Regions from separate parts of the Homo sapiens genome. Here region 2 is linked to region 1. Evidence: read pairs that join two places in POLR2A ChIA-PET (ENCODE). Cell type or tissue: GM12878. All regions are shown on one strand. Links, peaks and the distances in the headings refer to the core of each region. The heading gives the core; the rest is flanking DNA.

Region 1 (4,403 bases), core at 247-4,246:
AAAGCCCTTAGGAACTACTTAGCTGGAGTTCTATTTAAAGACTTTGAGAAGAAACCTAGACAAAAGTACACATGAGATTCTATTAGAGAAAGTTTCTACGGAAAAAAGAAAATTTGAGGACACTTTTCAGTAAGTGCTACGGTTCTCTTGGATTAAAAGAAGGCGAAATTGAATATTATTCAGCCATAAAAAGGAATGAAGAATTGATTCATACTACAACATGGATGAACCTTGAAAACATTATGCTAAGTGAAAGGAGCCAGACATGACAGGTTACACATTGTATTTTCATTTTTATATGAAATGCCCAGAATAGGCAAATCCATAGAAACAGAAAGTAGATTCATAGTTGCCAGGAGCGGGGGTTGGAGCGTGGAGGATAAGGAGTGACTTCTTTTTTTATTTTTATTTATTTATTGTTTATTTATTTTATTTTATTTTTGAGACAGAGTCTCGCTCTGTCACCAGGCTGGTGTGCAGTGGCACGATCTTGGCTCAATGCAACCTCTGCCTCCTGGGTTCAAGTGATTCTCCTGCCTCAGCCTCCCAAGTAGCTGAGACAACAGGTGTGCGCCACCATGCCCAGCTAATTTTTATATTTTTAGTAGAGACAGGGTTTCACCACATTGGCCAGGATGGTCTCGATCTCTTGACCTTGTGATCCGCCCACCTCAGCCTCCCAAAGTGCTGGGATTACAGGCGTGAGGGACTGACCCTGGCCTTGAAGAGTGACTTCTGATGGGTGTCAGGTTTCTTTTTTGAGGGAATAAAAATATTGTGGAATTAGACGGTAGTGATGGTTGCACAATTTTGTGAATATACTAAAAACCACTGAATGGTACACTGTAAAAGGTAAATTGTATAGTATGTTAATTCTATTCAATTTTTTAAAAAGAAGATAAGGAAGTCAGGGTAGATATTACAGGAGAGAAATTAGAATTAACAGCAAAACTCCACCATAAGAGGGTTCCAAAGAAACAAATCACAGGAAATATATGGCCACATGATTGCAAGGTTAATGAAAATCTGTATGAACCATCAAAAAAGGAACAAGAATAGATAGCGAAGCTATGACTGTAAATAACTGACCTTTCCCTGAACTGAGAAAGCCCCAGATGATCACAAGACCTTTCTGATCATCAGTCCCAACCCTCAGATAAGAATCCAGATGAGAAGACAAGGACTATCAGCAATCCGATCACATCTAAATTTGCTTTACTGCAAGGCAAATTATAACTGGGTTTTACTCTATGTATATTAATAGATAAATCTTTAAAAGGAAAAAAAAGCAGTTAAAATCCAGACATTTTTCCCTACATGGAAGGAAAAACAGGAAGACACAGTTCTATCTGTGTGTGCCACTGACTATGACCTTGTCCAAGCTACCAGAGGCTTGATGTGTCTCTATACCTTGATTTACCCAGCTGTGAAAGTAAAATGATAATAACACATCTCTGCTCCATCAGGGTGATGTGAGGGATAATTCATGTTTTTAAGGTTCTTTGTGAACTTTATATTGAGACAGCCTGCTATTATTAGGAAGCCTTAACAAACACGTTCTCTACCGCAGTCAAGACCTGACTCTATTTAAGGAGGGAATGGGACTGGCTGCAAAACCAAAATGGAATGTTTGATCCATTACTTTGCTTTTTTCGCTTCATAAAATTTTGGAGGAAATGTACACTCCTGTAGTTCTTATATTGTCACTTCAATCACGTTAAATACAAGAATTTCAGAGAGAGAAGGAAAAAATTTTAAACTATTTTGCCTCATCCCTTGTTTTAAGAGTCAAGAAAATAGTTATAGTAACCTGCCCATGGTCACAGACGAAAAAGCCAGGAACTAGAATCCATTTGAGACCTTATTTGAGACCCATAGTCTTTTACAAATGTTACTATCCCCAAATTAAAACACAACTCACTGTCACTATTGGCCTATACTGGTGATATAGAAGTTACTGTTCTCAGGCTGGGCACGGTGGCTCACACCTGTAATCCCAGCACTTTGGGAGGCCGAGGTAGGCAGATCACCTGAGGTCAGGAGTTCGAGACCAGCCTGGCCAACATGGTGAAACCCTGTCTCTATTTAAAAAATACAAAAATCATCTGGGTGTGGTGGTTTGTGCCTGTAGTCCCAGCTACTCAGGAGGCTGAGGCAGGAGAATCGCTTGAACCTGGGAGGCAGAGGTTGCAGTGAACCGAGATCGCACCATTTGCCTGGGTGACAAAGCGAGACTCTGTCTTAAAAACTTTTTTTGTAATTAAAAAAAAAAAATAAAGAAGTTACTGTCCTTTTTTAGTTGTGGTTTTGGTTTAGCTGGCAAATTAACTGTCATGGGCACCAATTAGCCCATTAAAATTGCAGAGCAGCACAGACGTGAGCCAGCAGCTAGGCTCCGTGGACTCCCAGGATATGCAGTAGGACTCCAGAGCTGGGGCATGTGGTTCTCCACCACCACAGCCATGGGCCATCCCAGGGTGCCCTCCACACATGTGCCACTGATGGAGACCTCGGCTCAAGAAAGTCTCGGCACCATTCCCTTGCATCAGATTTATAAAGAAGAAATCATGGAAGCCTCAAGATGTGTTCCAAGGATTCCTTTTATCCCCCATAATTCATTCTTAAGAACGTTGCCTTAACTTTCATTAAGAGATTTTTTTTTTTTTTTTTTTTTTTTGAGATTTGCTCTTGTTTGCTCTTGTTGTCTAGGCTGGAGTGCAGTGGCACGATCTCGGCTCACCACAACCTCTGCCTCCCGGGTTCAAGTGATTCCCCTGCCTCAGCCTTCCGAGTAGCTGGGATTACAGGCATACGCCACCATGCCTGGCTAATTTTGTATTTTTAGTAAAGATGGGGTTTCTCCATGTTGGTGAGGCTGGTCTCGAACTCCTGACCTCAGGTGATCCACCCGCCTCGGCTTCCCAAAGTGCTGGGATTACAGGCGTGAGCCACCACGCCCGGCCTCATTAAGAGATTTCTAACAACCTTCCTTTCACTCAATAGCTATTTACTCAATGCCTGCTATTTTTATCAAGAATTGTGCTGGCTGCTGTGTCTGAAACATCCTTTACACTCTTCAAAGTCCCTGTTTTCAAGGGATTGTCAGTAGTAGGTTAATTAGGACAGGCACACAGTGAGCGATATTGCAAGGCAACTTTCATATCAGCCATACAGACAAAATGCCTTCAGAGTTCAAAAGAGGAAGAGCCCAAGATTCCGCCAGTGTGACATGCAAGCAGCCCCACACTTCTCACAGACTACAATTGTAAAAGAGAAGCATGAAAGGTGAGTATTCAGGTTCTGTGAACTTCTACTCCCAGAGATCCCAAAAAATGATAAAACTTCTATTTGTGCTGCACCTTTTAAGTAGACCTAGCACATGTATTAATTTTCTCCTCTTTCCCCAGTGAACACATACTGACTTGCTCAGTGATATGGTTTGGCTGTGTTCCCACCCAAAGCTCATCTTGAATTGTAGTTCCCATAATCCCCACCTGTCCTGGGAGGGACCCGGTGGGAGGTAATTTAACCTTGGGCATGGTTACTTCCATGCTGTTCTGGTGACAGCGAGTTCAAACGAGATCTGATGGTTTCACAAGGGGCTTTCCCCCTTTTGGTCGGCCCTTCTGCTTGCCGCCGCCATGTGAAGAAGGACATGTTTGCTTCCCTTTCCACCATGATTGTAAGTTTTCTGAGGCCTCCCCAGCCCTGCAGAACTGTGAGTCAATTAAACCTCTTTCTTTTATAAATTACTCAGTCTCGGGTATGTCTGTATTAGCAGCATAAGAACAGACCAATACATTCAAGGTCAAAGAACATCCATATGGAGCTAATGTCTTGCTGGCTGGACACATGCGGTGACTGGCATTTCGGGGTCATGGGTAATTAAGCTTAGAAAAGCTAGGCTTCTTATCAACATTTTCAGCCCCCATTTTTCCTCAATCATTTGTATAAAATAATAATGACAAAATTCAATAAATGTTCAAATAATGTTGCTAATACTGCTATGCGAAGATGCCTAAACTTCACAAAAGAATGGCATGGCCATTCATCAACTGAAACATGAAAGACAGAATTAGATTCACAAATGGCAATTTAGGAGAAAATAACTAGTGTTTGGAAAGAAAAATGTTAAAATGTGGAGGATCACATGTCCTTTCATTCGGCAGTTTCCAAGTGCTTCACTGGGAAGTCCAGATTTGGCACAAGCCCACTGGGAGACTTCTGGAAGGAGGGGGCATCCTGCCACTCTAGAAACTGTGGAATAGCACCTGCTCACTCCCCAGGGCAGCTGGCCAGGGCTCCTAACAGAAGATACACAATAATTTTGTTAACAATTTCATGTGCTTTTTTCCAAATAACCTTCTCCAGAGCTACCAACAAGTAACAAAATGGGATAATTT
Region 2 (4,403 bases), core at 276-4,275, 130 kb before region 1:
CAACACAATTGTAAAATCATGGAACCAATCCAAATGTCCATCAATCAATGAGTAAATAAAGAAACTGTGGTATATATATACAATGGAATACTACACAGCCATAAAAAGGAATGAACTAACAGCATTTGCAGTGATCTGGATGAGATTGGAGACTATTATTCTAAGTCCAGTAACTCAGAAATGGAAAAATAAACATCACATGTTCTCATTGATATGTGAGAGCTAAGCTATGAGGATGCAAAGGCATAAGAATGATACGATGGACTCTGGGGACCTGGGGGGAGCACGGGAGGGGGGCGAGGGATAAAAGACTACAAATAGGGTGCAGTGTGTACTGCTTAGGTTTGGGTGCACCAAAATCTTACAAATCACCACTAAAGAACTTACTCATGTAACCAAATACCACCTGTACCCCAATAACTTACGGAAAAATAAAATAAATGTTATTAAATAAATGCCAAAAAAAATAAAATAAAAGGCATGACCATATGTAATAGATCTTAGAAAGATGACCCATCCAAAGTAATTGACGTGGATGGCTTGGTTGCTTCATGCAGTAGCCCCCTAAGCTACTCAGAAGCCTTGATTATCTAGAGTGAAGCATTCAGAAGGTGTCTGAGAGCACAAATTACAGTTCATGTTATTTTGCTTAAAAAGATCTGTATCTCTCCAAGTTCAGAATGTATAACTAAACACATCTTATTCTCCAACTTTTGCTTCCCACTACTGAGTTGTGAGGCTCTGGATAGCTTAATGAAATACTCCGGAACTCATATTTTCATCTGGAAATGAGAAGATTAAATCCCTTAGGTCAGGGGTCAGCAAACTTATAACCCACAGGCCTGCATCTGTTTTTGTAAATAAAGTTTGATTGAAACACAGCTACCCTAATTCCTTTATACATTGTCCATGGCTGCTCTCACTGAACAATGGAAGAACTGAATCCTTGTGTCAAAGATGATCTAGACTTCAGGGCCTAAAATATTTACTACTTTTCAGGACAAGTTTGCTGATGTCTGACTTAGGTTATTCTTTATTTTTTAAGTGGAGAGAGATATAAAAGAATGGAAATCCATATATATTGGCCGGGCGCAGTGACTCACGCCTGTAATCTCAGCACTTTAGGAGGCCGAGGCAGGCAGATCATCTGAGGTCAGAAGTTTGAGACCAGCTTGGCCAACATGGTGAAACCCCATCCTTACTAAAAATACAAATATTAGCCAGGTGTCATGACACGCCCCTGTAATCCCAGCTACTAGGGAGGCTGAGGCAGGCTGAACCCTTGAGGTGGAGGTTGCAGTGAGCTGAGATCCAGCCACTGCACTCCAGCCCGGGCAACAGAGCAAGACTCCGTAAATCCATATATATATATGGATTATATGTATATGTAATGGGAAAACATTCTGATCAGTGATTTCCCTTCCTCAGAGCTTAGACATCTTTTTTTTTTTTTTTTTGCCCTGTCTCTGCTTCTCACTGGTAGTTTTTTTGCTCATCACAGAGCCACCCTTCTCCTTCCTTTCAAGGTTTTCCCTATTGCTTTGTTTTGTGTCTATACTCTCTCTCTGTGTCTATTTCCTTATGTTCATCTTTCTTAGAAACATTTGTCCAGAATTAACCCCAGATAACTAACTAATAATACTTCGAATGCATATGGTATCTTTCTTTACAAAGGCCTTTGAAAATACTGTGGCATGATCTTAAAAACAAAATGACTTTCTAAAAATAAAACAACAAATACAAAATTAAGGAACTTGGTCTCCCCTCAGCTAGGTATCTTTTCTTTTGACGTTTTCTGCAGAAAATTGCTAGTGGGCTCCTAGAGCTGTGCTGTACTCACCTCGGGGTATGGAAACGTCAGGCTTGGCTTCAGTGACTGAGCTGTTTCTCTGCTTTTGATCTCATTCTAATGCCTTCAACCTTAAATTTCAACTTTCAGTTTTCACCTTTCTCTGCATGCTGCTTACCAACCTTCCCCTGACCTTTTCCACATGGCTTCCCACTGCTTCCTTTTGCTCATGTTTTCTTAGTCTTCTGATCATTCTGCAAGCATTTTCGCTAAATACTATCTTCTCGTCTCTGAAAACCTCTCTCATCCTCTCTGACTCTTTTTCCTTCTAAATAACTTTAAACAGCACACAAACTTCTATTTTTACTTTTTCTTTAAATATGCTTACCTCTGAGCATTAAATTATTCTCATTTCTTTCCCATGAATATCCCACTACAGAATACACACTGGGCTACATTATTTGTATTTCAGCAAGCAGCCTTGGGGCTCCTTTCCCGGGCTGTTGTCATTAAAAGGACTAAAGCAAAACATTGAAACAAATGATAACATGGACTGTTCTCTATAGTGAATCTGAGAACAAGCAATCAATTTCAACTAAAAACGAGGTACTGTGCATCCCATTATTACCTGCTGTAGTTTGGTTCTGGTGAAGAGAAGAGATGGAGTTAATTGAGAAAGTTCTTTGCCATTTAGTGTAGAGCATCTCTCTTTATTTATTTATTTATTTATTTAGAGATGGGGTCTCACTCTGCCACCCAGGGTGGAGTGCAGTGGCATGATCTCAGCTCACTGCAACCTCTGCCTTCCAAGTTCAAGTGATCCTCCTGCCTCAGCCTCCTGAGTAGCTGAAATTACAGGTGCCCGCCATCACGCCAGGCTAATTTTTGTGTTTTCAGTAGAGATGGGGGTTTCGCCATGTTGGCCAAGCTGGTCTCGAACTCCTGACCTCAAGGACCCACCTGCCTCGGCCTCCCAAAATGCTAGGATTACAGGCATGAGCCACCACGCCCAGCCGAGCATCTCTCTTTAAACTACTTTATCCACACTGACAATTTACATTCAGTACTAATCAAAAAGGAAACTAGAGGCCAGACACGGTGGCTCATGCCTGTAAATCCAGCACTTTGGGAGGCCGAGGCAGGTAGATCACCTGAGGTCAGGAGTTTGAGACCAGCCTGGACAACACAGTGAAACCCCGTCTCTACCAAAAATACAAAAAATTAGCTGGTGTGGTGGCAGGCGACTGTAATCCCAGCTACTCAGGAGGCTAAGGTAGGAGAATCATTTGAACCTAGGAGGCAGAGGTTGCGGTGAGCTGAGATCGTGCCATTGCACTCCAGTCGGGGCAACAAGAGCGAAATTTTGTCTCCAAGAAAAAAAGAAACTAGGACTTCAACTAGGGCATTTTAAAACACCACAATTACAACATAGGTTTAATAATAAAAAATAAAACACTAACATCCAGTGATCACTCAGTGTATAATAGTCCTTACGCATATAAAGTACTTTATAGAATTATCTCTTGTAATCCTTCCCAGCACCAATGCATACAATGGTTTAGGTTGGACATTGCATGAGAGTAGCACAACTAAAAAGACTGTCACATCATAGCCCTTTTTATCATTTTGAAGACTGTTCATATTTTTATCATAACTTGGCTAACTTTAAAGATGACAGAGCTATATATTTATGAAGATAGTTTACTGACAGGTGGCAGTAAAATGTCTTACTTAATAGGATTGATATATATTACATTTTGCTTGGACTTACAAAGGAAGAATATATTTGATTATTAAAAGATCTTGATGATCTAACAACATTCAAAATAACCTACATTTCTAAATAAGATTTTTTTCTCACTGAAGTACTAACTGATTAGTATCTTAAATTTTTTTCAAATCTTTATACTTCATATACTCTGGCACTTGTCTTCTGTACTCAAGTAAGATAGCAGAGTTCTATTTTAAGTATACAGGCATTTTCATTATGATACAAATAACTAGGTAATAGCTAATATAATTTAGCATCAATAATATACAAAGTATGTATTAAATTGACAAATTAGAGATTACTATGTAACAATCTGCTGATTATATTAGAGCACTTGTTTATTTGTTGCTATGGAAATTTTATAATTAACTGCTGTTAAAATTTTTGACTTGTTATCTATAAATTTGATTTTCTAATTGTAATTAAAAATTCAAAATGAATATTACATTGTTTAATCATTTGATGTACAGTATTTATTCAGAATGACTTTATGTTTGTATAATTGTAATTAATGATAGTATATAATATACTAACTTCAAAAGTTCTTTTTTCACTTGAGGAATGAGAGCCTTTCTCTAATTCACACAAAGGTGTCCTGTGGGCTAGCAGCAGCCTTGATCTTTCAGCCAATTTCATGATGGAGAAGATACTGTTATTATCTCCTTTTTACAGAAAGGGAGGCTTAGAAATGTTAAACAATATGCCCACATCACAGAGATAGCAAGTCATGGGGCAAGATTCAAACCCTAGCAGTTTGAGCCAGAGCTCAACGTAGGCAGCGTAACTCTCACTGCTGAATAGCAAGGTTTGAGGAATTACAGGTATCACCTCCCAAAAAGGACC

The links. Peaks named below come from ENCODE experiments on the same cell type or tissue, not always from the same donor. Only the 100,000 strongest peaks of a DNase experiment are listed, where the experiment ranks them.
Region 2: POLR2A ChIA-PET joins it to region 1 with 5 read pairs; 4 of 35 experiments call an interaction of 5 or more read pairs at or near these places.

Annotation. Positions count from the first base shown.
Region 1 is chr6:155,196,941-155,201,343 of GRCh38, reverse strand. All of the region lies in intron 14 of TIAM2 (TIAM Rac1 associated GEF 2), which reads right to left. Among named protein-coding and RNA genes, the nearest start is that of CLDN20, 65 kb to the left of the region's middle. In GM12878, for the core only: no CTCF peak of the experiment used is centred there; no DNase peak of the experiment used is centred there; H3K27ac peaks cover 500 bases.
Region 2 is chr6:155,331,130-155,335,532 of GRCh38, reverse strand. No RefSeq gene overlaps it. Among named protein-coding and RNA genes, the nearest start is that of TFB1M, 19 kb to the right of the region's middle. In GM12878, for the core only: no CTCF peak of the experiment used is centred there; a DNase peak (open chromatin) is centred at 1,942; H3K27ac peaks cover 1,685 bases.